3 separate regions of the Mus musculus genome follow, and all the other regions are linked to region 1. A link is a contact called in ENCODE Hi-C or POLR2A ChIA-PET data. All regions are on one chromosome and are shown on one strand. Each heading gives the region's core, a stretch centred on a gene start or an enhancer-like site at or near the end of the contact. The rest is flanking DNA. Distances are from core to core; before and after follow the strand shown.

Region 1 (3,948 bases), core at 1,045-3,544:
TTTCTTTGCTTGTTTTGTTTTGAGACAGGGTTTCTCTGTGTACCCCCCTTGATGTCCTGGAACTCACTCTGTAGACCAGACTGCCCTTGAACCCACAGAGATCCATTCAATCTGTCTCTAAGAGTCATTTGTCTCTTTCCTTGCTGTTCATTAGTAGCCTGTCTCTGGGACTGAATGCCAGAGACAGATGGGCTGGATTCACATTCAAGTTCAGTCATGCTGGGCAAAATACTTCTGTGCTTCCTGAAAGCTGGAGCTAACAGAAAACTGTTAACTAGGGCTGTTGTGAGGACTATATAAACCAGTAGGCTCTTGGTAAGTCTTAGGTGAACACATGAGGCTCCCTTATGAAATGGACCTAGAAGTGACTCATCTCTTTGCAATGTTGAGAGTCAGGCGTATTGGTTCAGCTGTTCCAGCTGTATCTGCCTCTTCAAGCCCTTATCTTTTCTCACCAGAACTTTGCACAAACTCATGCAGTACTTGCCCAATAACACTGGTTCTGAACACCTGCCATGGGTCCAAAGAAGAGCGGGGAGAGCAAGAGGGGGTGCCGGGGTGAGGAGCCGTAAGAAAGTGCTGTTTAAGCTTAGGAAAACAAGACAAGCGTTAGCTGAGCAAAGGTGTTTTCCTGAAAGAATGAGGCAGCTTGTCATAAAGAGTTCACTTGAGTACTATAATGGCTATTCCTGGTTATCAACTTGACTATATCTGGAATGAACTACAATCAAAATTGGAGGACACACCCGTGATCCAGATGTTAAGGCTGGAAGACACAAGTTTCTGATCTGGATCACAATGAAAATCCCTTAATATAGAGAGACATTCCATAAGCTCTGTGACTCTAGAGGACGCTGATTAATACCAGTACCATCTCTTCTGTGTTTGCAACCTCCCTTAGATCAAAAGCCTTATTTGTTTGTTTATTGAGACAGGATCTCACTATGTAGCTCAGGTTGCCCAGGAATTCACTATGTAGACCAGTCTGGCAGGTCTGCCTCTGCTTCCCCAAATGCTAGAATTAAAGCCGTGTACCACTAGGCCTGGCTGCCTTTTACCCTTTCTATCTGTGCAGGAGTGTGTATCTGATGGAAGCTTGAGCGTGTGTAGCCATGTGCCACATGGGGTGGTCAAAGGATAACTTTCTTCCACTTTTTTGTTTGTTTGTGTTTACAGGATCTCATTGAGTAACCTTGGCTTGTTTGGAACTCTATGTTATCTAGGCTGGCCTCCAACTCCTATGTGCAACCCAGCTCTGCGGGGGATCTCTTCCCCTCAATGGAAGTCAGGGTACTTGGTCCTAATCTGAGGACTCCTCTGCCTCACATCTTCCCGAGTTTGGAAACAGGTCCTCATGCTGACAAACGCTTTACTCCCTGAACCCAAGTGCCTCATTTCAAAAGAAATCTTAGGGTCTAGGGTGTGGGGGGAGGGGGGAGACGGGGGGGGGGGGGAGGCGGGGGGAGGGGGCGGGTAGCTCAAAGGTAGTGCTTTGCATGTGAGACCTCCTGAGATTCATTCCCCAGAATTGCTAAGAAAATCACTGGAAACCTGACGCTCCTTGTTCTTTTCCACAGAAAATATCCTCTTTCCAAGGCCCTACCTCTCTAGGAGTCTTGCCGAATTCTCTCCCAAAGTAGGCTATCTCCAGTCCCACAGGGACTGAGAATGCATACCACACGAGCTGCAAGTAGGATGCTGCACATGGAACCCCAAGGCCTCAGGAGGTAGGGTCTCTCTACATATCTCTGGCTGTCCTGGAATTCACTATGTAGACCAGGCCTTCCTCTTGTCTCTGAGCGCCGGGACTGAGGTATGCGCCGGAACTCCCGGCCTGAAGTAGATTTTTAAAAGTGCATATAGGAATATGAGAAATTAAAAAAATAAGGAGCAGGAAGAGTGTCCTCACACCCAGCAGCCACCTCTAACTATCCCATGGCCTTAACGCAGCTGCAAACCGGTCGGATTCTTTGCGTTCAGGAATGGTGCCGGGCACAGGAACTTAGCTCCACCAGCAGGCACTGCACTAGTACGATATTCCTAGGGAAGCAAGCCGCTAAATGAATGGAAACAAACCGGAAGGCCGCTAGGCGGTCGGGGATGCTTGCGCTTCGGTGACCAATCAGCAAAGGTCTTGACACATGGCCCACCCTCAGGCCGTGCTCTTCACCAATGAACGAGGGCCGACTAGTTGACCTGTGTATGTCCTGTGACTGTCCACGAGTGGAGCTGCCAATAAAGTTCTTTTGTAGCTTTGAATTTTTTTTTTAAAGTGCCCACTGCGGTCACGGCGCAGTCCCCGCCCCGCCACTTCCGGTCTCGCCGCCGGGAGCCGGTGCGGCTGTGAAGGCCAGCGCGACTCAGTGCCGCTGCTCCGCCGGGCATGGTTTTGGGTGCCGGCTCGCCTCGCCTGACTCGCGGTGCTCAGGTAAGCTGGTCGCGCGGGCTGGACTGAGGCCGAGGCTCCTGTCGCCGAGCGCCAGGCCGGACCGCGAGGTCGGCGGCTGACGGGAAGCGCTGGGCGGGCAGCGAGCCCCGGCGGCTCTAGAGGGCCGGGCCGAGGCGGACCCCGTGCCGCCGCCCGCAAGGTCACGGTGCGGAGCTCGGGCCGTCCGGGAGGCCGAGGCCGAGGCCGCGGCGGGGAGGCCGCTGCCCCTGAAGGGAAGCGGGAGGTGGACGCGGCCCGCCACGGCGACGGCGGGGAGGAGGGGCGGCCGGCCCGCCTGGCCCGGTTCGGTCCCTGACCCGGTTCCGCGGCGTGTCACCCGGGGTGTGGCCTTCTCCTCGGCCGGCTCAGTTTCCTCCGTCTCCGGTGGGCATTGGACCCACTCCTCGGCGCTGCCGGTGGGTTGGAGTTGCTGGGGAAGGCTTCCCGGAGGGGCTCTTGGCCTGTGGGTAAAAATCTGCTCTCCTTAAGAACCTAGTCGGGCTTGGCGGTGAAGGGAAAGAGGGCATCCCAAGACCTGGTTATCAGATTGAACCGAAGGTTCCAGAAATGAGCAGGGTGGTGTTGAAAAACAGTGAGGTGGCTGGGCCTGGTGCCGAGGCTTCCTAGCTGTTTGGGCCGAATGTGGGGAGCTGGGCAGTAGGCAGAGTCATAGGAAATTAAGGATAGTGATTGTGGGGAGCTTCAGGAACAGAATTAACAGGAGTACCTGGACAAAATTAACTTGATATTCAGTACCCAAAATCAAAGATGAGCTCCAGAAGTGGTCAGTCAGTAAGCCTGGCAGGTTAGATACCCTTGGACACTCATGCTGTACGGTTTAAGTCCCGATCTGTTTCTTTCAGCTTGGAAGGTTAAACGGCCCTAGTGGCCCCTAGTTCTCTTAAATGGCTTAGATTGGAGCTGTCAGTGAGGAGTTAGCCTCACTGTGAGCCAACTGGCCCTGCATAGGTCACACCAGCCTGATTTCAGCACAGCACATAGGAATGCTGAATAAACATGACTTGATGAGACTGGTAAATAACAAGTTGCAGTCCTCTTTGGATGCCCTAAAAGTTGGTCCCACCCAGAGGAGGAACTAACTGGGCCAAATACAACTTGTGGAGTTGGAAACTGAGCATGCTGTTCAGAATAGCTGATCGGTTCCCAAAATACTGCCTTAGTCACAGTGTGATTTTCGAGCAAAGGGAAGTTTGGGTCAAAGTGGGGTTTTCCAGAGGTGGGACGTGTTGAGGAGGGAACGAGAATTCTGAGGCAGCTTCTACCCTTTTGATAGTTTGAGTAATTTTTTTTTTGTTTGATCCCTTTGTGGAGATTTAATTTTCTGATTGTGGGGACATTTCCAAATGGAGACTTTGGTTTATTCCCTCCCATGCTAGTGAAAGTGATACAGATGATAGAAAAATAGGTGGATACTCTAGTCTTACCTGCCTTAGAATATGCGTGTTGGGTTTTCTGTGGAGACACCACTCGTGTTGTTTTCTACTCTGCACAGTCTTTGC
Region 2 (3,982 bases), core at 313-2,812, 160 kb after region 1:
TCCTTTCAGGTCAGGATTGCTGTGGCCTGTGTGTCCCTGCCCAGGACCCTAATGCTCAGTCTCAAGATTGGCCACTTCTGCCCTAGATCCTCAGAATGCCCAAAAGGCAGGGAGAGGTGAACACGAGGGAGCCCTGGCAGCTCTCCAAAAGTCTCCTGTCTTTCTTTAGTGCACCCCCTGGCCCCCCAGCCACCATCCAGAGCTCTAGGGTCCACGAAAAAATAGTGCTAGGGACCTGCAGGGCCTGGCCATTAGGGTTGTCATTCAAGTCATCTGTTGGAGAGTGGGGAGGGCATACCTGGGGGGCATCCTGAGCTGTCTCCACCTTATCTGATACCCAGGGAGGAAGCAAACTTAAGGATGGCAGCCACCATTCACAGGTCCCTGGTAAGTGTTGGTCACCAAGGCCTCCACACACTCTGAGCCCGGCGAGCTGCAGTCAGGCTGCCTAAGGATGTAGACACCAAATCCGGCCCCTCAGCAGGCACCCGGTTTAGTTCAGCCTCTGGGATCTCCTCTAGGTCAGAACACAGGTCGTCCCCGGGACCTGGGGGACTGGACAATGGGGATTCTGGGGACCCTCCTGGAGGCCAGCTGCTCCTCCCAGAGCCTCCAGGCAGCCCAGCTAGGGAGTCCCCCAGCAGATCCTGAAAGCTGCTACCCTCACGCAGCGGCATGGATTCTAGCAGGTGGTTCAGGAGTTCAGCTGAGACAGTGGCATCGATGGCTTGGCACGTGGACACGAACGTGTGCACCTCATGCATGCACTGGATGTAGCCAGCAGCGAAGCGCTCGCTTGCTTCAGCCTGCAGCTGCTCCCGCTCTGTGCAGGAGGGTGGGAAGAAGAGAGCAGCGTCCCGCACCGTGAGCAGTGACTATCGTGGCTCGGACGATCCGCTCCGCGGGTTCGGGGCTCACCCAGGAGACACAGTAGCGTGTCCCGTTCTGGGGGAAGCCCTTGCCATGGATAGGACCGGGGCTCCGGGAGCCGACGTGTCCCGCTGTTGGGTGGCAGGCGTGCCCGGTCAGCGCCCCCGCCCTCGATCCCCGCCGCCACTCACCGCGCGCCCGGCCTCGCAGCGCGCCCTGCACGCGCCTCACGGTCAGCTCCAGAACCTCGGCGTTCTCTAGCTTGGCCTGCACCTGCGCAGAGGGGAAGGGAGTTGAGTCCGGCCGTGCGCTTCGGGGTGCACCCTGAAGGTCCCCCTCCCCCCTGCACCTTTCCCGTCGCACCTCGGTACCGGCCAGCAGCAGCCGCAGCTCCTGAAGACTCTCGTTGATCCGTGCGCGTCGCTTCTTCTCCACCAGGGGCTTCCGGGCCTGTGGGAAGCGGCTACTGAGCCCCCTGGCCCGCGCAACCTCCCCCAAGCCCATCCACCCGTAGCCCCTGTCCGCACCTTGCGGTCCCCCCGTGCTTCCCAGCGGTCCTCATCCTCCTGGCCTGCACGGTCCCGGCTGGGCGCCTGGGACGGAGCCATGGTCTACGGAGCCCGGCGCCCTAGTGCAAACTACTCAGCGAGGTGGGTCGCAGCCCGGAGGCCCCACTAGCTCTCCGGAGTCTTCCGGCCCGCGGGACCCCGCCCATTTTATAGCAACTTATTTACATGTCAATGCACCGATTGGCTGTGCGTGGTCGGAGAGGCCAGCCGTGAGGCAGCCTGTAGCCAATGAGAGCGGCGCGCTTTGTCAGGCCCCGCGGGTCTCTGGCAGCTGGCGGGGCGGAGCCCACAGCCAGACCTCCTGCCACTTAGGCCGGGCAGGACTCCTGGGCAGTGACCTCCGGCTTCTCTCTTGCTGGTGTGCTTGTACTTCCTTTCGCTGAGTTATGAGGCCAGACCTGCCTGCCTGTAAGCTCGGACTTAGCTATACATCCTTCGGTCCGTATATCTATCCATGCCGCCCTTCCACCCACCTCTTCACCCATCCATTCCTACAGGGCATTTGCTTCCCTTGGTTCACCAAAAGTGCTCTCGAGAATAGCGCTCCAGTCCCAGAGCTGACTTCAGACAGGGCAGTGCCAAAGTCAAGTCCGTGACCTCGGGACCTGGAAGGGGCTTCGGGTCACCGGTGGCGAGAGTGCAAAGTCCGGGGAAAGTACGAGCCAATTTAGCAGCAGGAACAGGACCCTTGTGTGTCCTTTTGGACCCATTAAGACACCTATAACCTTCTTACTCCAAGGTCCGCGGTCGTTCTTACTAAATCTCTATTTCTCTGTGCTCTAAGTCACTTACCCAACCACTACCTTGTCTATTTTAACCCCACCCCAACTGCCCCCAGTCAAGCTTCTCCTTCCTTGTTCATCACCCCGTACCCGCCTAAGCGCCTCTCATTTCCCTCTAGTTCCTCCGCATCCTCTTTGCGGTGGTCTCACACATCCCTGTTCCCCAACCCCTCTCCACGCTCACCTCCCTTCCCCGCGAGTCCCCTTAGAGTCCCCCATCCCCACTACCCCCAGTCCCTCTCAGCTCCTCCCCCTTCTATTCTTGGTTCCTGCAGGCCGAGGCTGCTGTCTGGCCCCAGTAACTTGATGCCCGTGACAGTTGGCAGCTGCAGCCGCTTCCGCAGAGAAAAGCGGCAGGCCGGCCAGGAGCGACAGGTGTTGGCCGCGCCTTTGTCTAGCTGGCTTTGTCCTGCAGGCTGCAACAGGCACGCCTGTGTCGGCCAGACGCCCAAGCCCCGCGTCGTCGGCGGTCCATCTGCCGGCCCTGCCTCGCCGCGGGAGGGGTGTGTGTGTGTGTGTGTGTGTGTGTGTGTGTGTGTGTGCGCGCGCGCGCGCCCCCTCGGAACCCCTGGCTCTGCTCCAGCGTTCTTGGATTTCGGCTGCTGCTTTAGAGCCAGGACAAGGAGCCAGCTCCTAATCAGCCTTTACATACTCCATCCTTAGGCCTGGACACCACTAAGCACTTCAGTGGCTGCCTGCCTGGGCACCGTTGAGGTCTTGGTAACTGGTGCTTCAGTCAGCCTGGCTGGAAGACCTTTGAGGAAGGGAAAGTACAAGCAGGCATCAATTTATTTTATTTTAGTGACTCCATTAGCCAAGTGGCTTAGACTCCATTGGTCCCAGCAGCGTGACTACTCACCCCATCTCAGGCTCAGGAAACCCTTCTCCTGTTCACCTCCCTCAGTTAAACTACTAGTTCCTGCCATTTGTCCCCTGAACCATACCCTACCTTCAAAGTTTGCCTGCATGCAGATTTCCTTAGTAGTAGGGCCTTTTAATCCCCCCCCCCCCCCCCAGGCAGGAACAGAGAACCCCAGAGGCTAGGCAAGGCCATGATGGCCACAGGGTGACTAGTTAGCAGCAGAAATTAACAGGCTGTAAATCCCCAGAGGGACAAAGGCAGCTGTAGGCCTGCAGACTTCCAAGGGCTTTGTGGGCAATCTGCCCAGGAGACCCCAAGAATTTCCTTTTGGTTTGAAGAGAAAGGAGAGGGGCAGTCCTTCTGGCCGTAAAGTTCAATTAAGAGTCCTCCAAAGGAACAGTGAAGCAGTCCTACCTGCCACGAGAACTTTGTGTCAGACTGCACCAGTACTTGCAGTCAGAAGGCAGGTTCAGAGCACCCAGAAGCAGACCGTGAGTGAGGTCCAGTGTCATGTTGCCCCTCTGCTCCGGTCCCTGGGACCCTGGTTTGGAGAGAGGAAAGGGAAGCAGGTCTCTTCAGAGTAGCTCTCACAAGGCTGTCAATCAGGAAGGGTCAGGTAGGAGGCCTGTGTCCCCAGTGATGCCTATATACTGATCCTAACGGTATATAGGTCCTTTCTAGCATGGTACTTGTCTGATTTCTCTGCAATCAGCCCTGAGACCAACACACAGGCAAACAGCCAAAGGCGGGATTATTGGGAGAGTGCGTGCTGGGCGGGGGTCATGCTAAGCTGAGGGGCAGCCTAGTGAATCTGCTAAACTGTGTGCATGTAAAGAGACACCAAGAGAAAGGGACCTGGGGATGCCTGGCTAGATCTGCATCATAGGAAATCCCTACAG
Region 3 (3,903 bases), core at 572-3,071, 200 kb before region 1:
CTGTGCGAGAGGAGGCAGCAATGAGTGGGCTGGAAGATTGGAAGGGCCGCTAGGCTAGGACGGTATAGGGTGATGTTCTTTCCTAGACACCAGGCAGAGACAGAGCCTTGTTGTTTATGAGCTTGCTAGAAGCCAACAGATTCCATGGTTCTGGGGATATGCTCTGCAAATTAATAACAAATCTCTTCAGACATTGTCTCCGGACATGCAGAGCAAAGCAAGCTGGCCCCTGGGCTGCTGTGGTGGGGAAGTCCCAGGGTTCCACATGGCCAGAGGCTTAGATTCTCCCTATCTAGGTGAGAATACAGTAACCCGACTCTCTCAGGCTGTGTTATTAACTGGATTCCACTCTCACCTGTAAAGTTAGTCCTAGTAAAACTACTTGGACCCCCATAGAAATTCCACAGCCCTTGCCGTTACGGTGTTATCCAAAACTATTCTCTCTGATTGATAGAGCTTTGTTTGTAAACTGTGATGCTGAAACCAACTGCTGGGAGCAGGTCTTCTCCTTCCCAGGAAGTTTTCCTCATCTGAAACACTTCACCAAAGCTTGGTACCCATTTTCTTTCGGCCTGCATAGTACTCCTCAAACTAGGTCCCCTTCATCCCTTTGGTCCAGGCCATCCTGCCCCCTAGAACTCGTCTTTCTGTGTCTACTCTCTGGTCTACCCAGTCCTTCGAAGCACTACCCAGAGACTTAGTACCAGAATGCTGCTGCCCCACATGTGCATAAGCCAGCGCACACTGGTTCCTTGTTACCAAAAAAGCGTGTCAGCCGGGCTCAGATGTGACTGGCTTCTCTAGATCTTTCTGGAGTCTCCAGTACAGAGAAACAAGGCAGGGGGCCCTCTGATTTTCCTTTTGAGCCCGAAGAAGGCTCTTCTAGGGTGGAGAAAACAGGTCACCCAGGCCATGTGCTCCTGTCCATAGCGCACAACACTGGAACCTTCTGGTTGCTTGCCCGCTTGGCTTTAAGTTTAAATCAGGGGTGCTCCTGCCCAGTGGACGTGGAAGGCGCGTGCTGCGAGTCGGGTCACTGTCCAGCGTGGATACTAGTTCCTCGACGCTCCCTATCGGATCGCGGCTGTCACCTCCGCTTGATTCTCGCTCCTGTCCAGCGTGGTCATGGGCGGTAGCTTTGTGGTCCCCAAAGCCGTGCCGGCTCGGAAGACAGTAGTGACGGGCGCAGCTGCGCTCTGGCAGAGGCTCATGCGGTGTGGTTCCAGCTAAAGCCACGCGTGTCCTAACCGAAGGCGCGCCTCCCTAGGCCTGGGCTGGTCTCCCGCGCTGACTCAGCTGGGGACGGCCAGGGCGTGGCCAAGGGTGGGGTCCCCAGGGTCTTTCCCTCAGTCTTTCCGGTGTCTGCCGCAGGGACTGGGTGGTGATTGATGGCACAGCAGCTTGCTGGCCAGGAGCGGTCTGGAGGGGAGGGAGGCGGTTCCGGAGGCTCTGAGGCGGTGCAAGAGGAGGAGCGTGGGTGGGGCTACGGAGGAGGAGCTGGGGTCCCGGGTAGGCGGGCCCGAGTGGACCTCATGGTAGGAGTGCTTTGGCTGAGAGTGCCATCGTGGGCGAAGCCGACGACTAAAGTGGCAGAATGTGGCTGCGAGGAAGGAAAGTTGGAAGCAGATGGACACAGGCTGGGTGGAACCATAGAGGAAGGGGTACAACCCCCTGGAAAGAGCGCGGGAAAGGGGCTGGGAAGGAAGGAGAGGCGGGCATAGGGTGGGTGGGGCGTGGGGAGAGGCTGGGCGGGGCTGGGGCGGAGTATGCCCCCGGCTCCTCTCTTGCCACCCCCGCCCCCGGCCGGGAGCCACCTGCGCCCCGCCCCGCCGGCCGCACCCCAGCTAGGGAACCTCGGAGTTGGGCGTCCGAGCGTGTGCGCCCAGGGGATCGTTGAAAGTTCTACTTCTGCCTGGACGGCTTTCCTGGATCCCAGAATGTGGCCTCACTGAGAACCCTCTGCCTGTGGACTAGGGAGCGGGTCTTCCGCGCGAACTCTTGGGTGGGAAGTTGGTCTGCACTTCACTTCGGCAACATGACCAGCCCAGAGGGCGCGCAAAACAAGGAAATCGACTGTCTGAGTCCAGAGGCGCAAAGACTGGTAAGAGGGAGACATGATTCAGACCTGTGCCTGCCAGCAACCGCCGCCTGGGTCCCTCAGTTGGTTCTAAGGTCAAGGACAGTGGCCCCTTCAGCTACCGTGGTGCTGCTGGAGTAGAGGCGAGTGGGCTTGGGCCACTCGAAAATCCTGATATAGGGCAGCTCCTGCCTACCATCAGGTGGTTGGCTGAGTGTAAGGTGTCCGTAGGCGGAGCTCTGAAAAGTACATTTTATGCTCCAATGTTCCTCTCAAGGACGAAAAGGAGAGTGGGCTCTCCCTCCACCCCTAGTGATGGTCTTTAGGCAGGCTTTGCCCAGCTGGCTGGCTCTGGCCAGGACCCAACCGAGGTCTGAGATCTGAGGGTGGTGTAGAGTTTCACAGGGAACTGCTGGTTTGGTGTTTTACCGAGTACAGCACCTGGGTCCTCATCCAGCCGCACCACCTTGCCATGAGTGGCTTGGAGGGTTTACAGGTTCTTGACCTCAGGAACACCTTCCTCTAGGATCCAGGGCCCCAGATCCACTTCGGCGGGTGCCAGAAGCCACTTGTGTCTGGGCAAGGTGCTTACGCATATTTTACTTCCCGAACTTACGTAGGGACAGTGGATGAGGACGACGGTGATTGAAAATTGGGCACCGGGGAGTTGGGGGATTTTTGGTTGTTACAGCCTGTGTAGTTTATAGTTTTGGGGTCTGGGAGTTCAGGCAGGATCCATAACCCAAACTAGCCTTGCTCTCAGGATTCTCATGTCTCAACCCTTCCACTATCGGGCTTACAAGCCTGCATCACCCACCCACCCCCCCCACCCCCGCGCGCCTTATCCATGGCTGTGGTTGCTTATTAGTGGGAATATTTCAAAGTAAATTGTACTCTGTGAAACCATGTATTTTATGGAGTTGATACCAGAGAGAGGGGGAGACCCAAGGTTCCCATTTTAGCAGGCTTTTGTGAGACCTTGATAAAAACTGAGCCTCAGCCACTCATTCTCCAGGTAGGAGTTAATCCTGTAGTTAGTTGGTCTTTAAGGAAGAGTAGTCGAGGCAAGGCTGCTCTGACTGGGGGAGCTTCCTCCAAGTGCTAGGAAGGCTAAGTAAACTTTTATTCCAATGACAGACTTGTAAAATGTCAGTTCCTTGCTGAGAATTGCTGGGCTTTTTTCCCCTGTCTGTTTTATAATGTTTATTCTATGTCCCTACTTAAACTTGGGCAGTCAAGGAGGCTTTTGGAGCTGTAACCTGTAGGCCTAGGGAGGGAACCTGCAGGGCCACTTTGGAGCCCTCTTAAGGGAGGCTCAGGGAGGAGAGAAAGCTTCTGAGACATGAGTGTTCAGAACAGAGGCCCAGGCAGACCATAGAAGGCAAGCAGGAGGAGGAAGTCAGCCCTGGGCTGGTTCTAGCGGACAGGAACCAAGTGCCTGCATCCTGGGCAAAGGAAGGAGAAACACCAAACCCCGAGAACAGGGATGTAAAGAAGTCGAGGAGGGGCCCAAGAGGTGGGAATCCACTTCCAACTCCAAGATACCAGCCACAGGTCCCCCTACTCAATTTGGAGCCTGCCTGGGATCCAGGCGGGATACTGTTGTAGCCCAGCAGTAAGAGGATGGAAGCAGTGGTCATTCAGCCTAGCACTCATTGGGCTAATCAGTCCATGTCCAGAATCCAGGAAGCACAGAGTGCTGGATAGTTTGTGAGTGTTTACATGTAAGGCTATGGCCGAATCCATCTAGCAATGAGCCCTGCCCTGCCCCAGATGAGGTTATTTTTAGTCTTTCCTTCTCTCTCTCTTAATGTAATATAACCTTC

Evidence for each region. A loop is a pair of places that touch in the nucleus more often than their neighbours do. ChIA-PET counts read pairs that join two places held with the same protein, here RNA polymerase II (POLR2A).
Region 2: a map of v-Abl transformed pro-B cells shows a loop between it and region 1 (2.3-fold over the local background). The contact joins the promoter of Hes6 here to the promoter of Ube2f in region 1. A Hi-C loop is called at or near these places in 1 of 37 maps with a recorded cell type or tissue (v-Abl transformed pro-B cells). POLR2A ChIA-PET finds 5 or more read pairs at or near these places in 2 of 5 experiments (Patski and embryonic stem cell).
Region 3: a map of T-helper 2 cell shows a loop between it and region 1 (2.0-fold over the local background). The contact joins the promoter of Lrrfip1 here to the promoter of Ube2f in region 1. A Hi-C loop is called at or near these places in 2 of 37 maps with a recorded cell type or tissue (T-helper 2 cell and mature B cell). POLR2A ChIA-PET finds 5 or more read pairs at or near these places in 2 of 5 experiments (Patski and embryonic stem cell).

What each region holds. Positions count from the first base shown.
Region 1 is chr1:91,248,010-91,251,957 of GRCm38, forward strand. It overlaps Ube2f (ubiquitin-conjugating enzyme E2F (putative)), which reads left to right and starts at 2,295. Exons shown (of 10, transcript NM_026454.4): 1 at 2,295-2,428.
Region 2 is chr1:91,411,660-91,415,641 of GRCm38, forward strand. Hes6 (hairy and enhancer of split 6) reads right to left here and starts at 1,563. Exons shown (of 4, transcript NM_019479.3): 1 at 1,398-1,563; 2 at 1,234-1,320; 3 at 1,062-1,143; 4 at 1-823. The coding sequence starts at 1,478. The coding sequence ends at 399.
Region 3 is chr1:91,051,623-91,055,525 of GRCm38, forward strand. Lrrfip1 (leucine rich repeat (in FLII) interacting protein 1) reads left to right here and starts at 1,822. Exons shown (of 25, transcript NM_001310732.1): 1 at 1,822-2,101. The coding sequence starts at 2,036.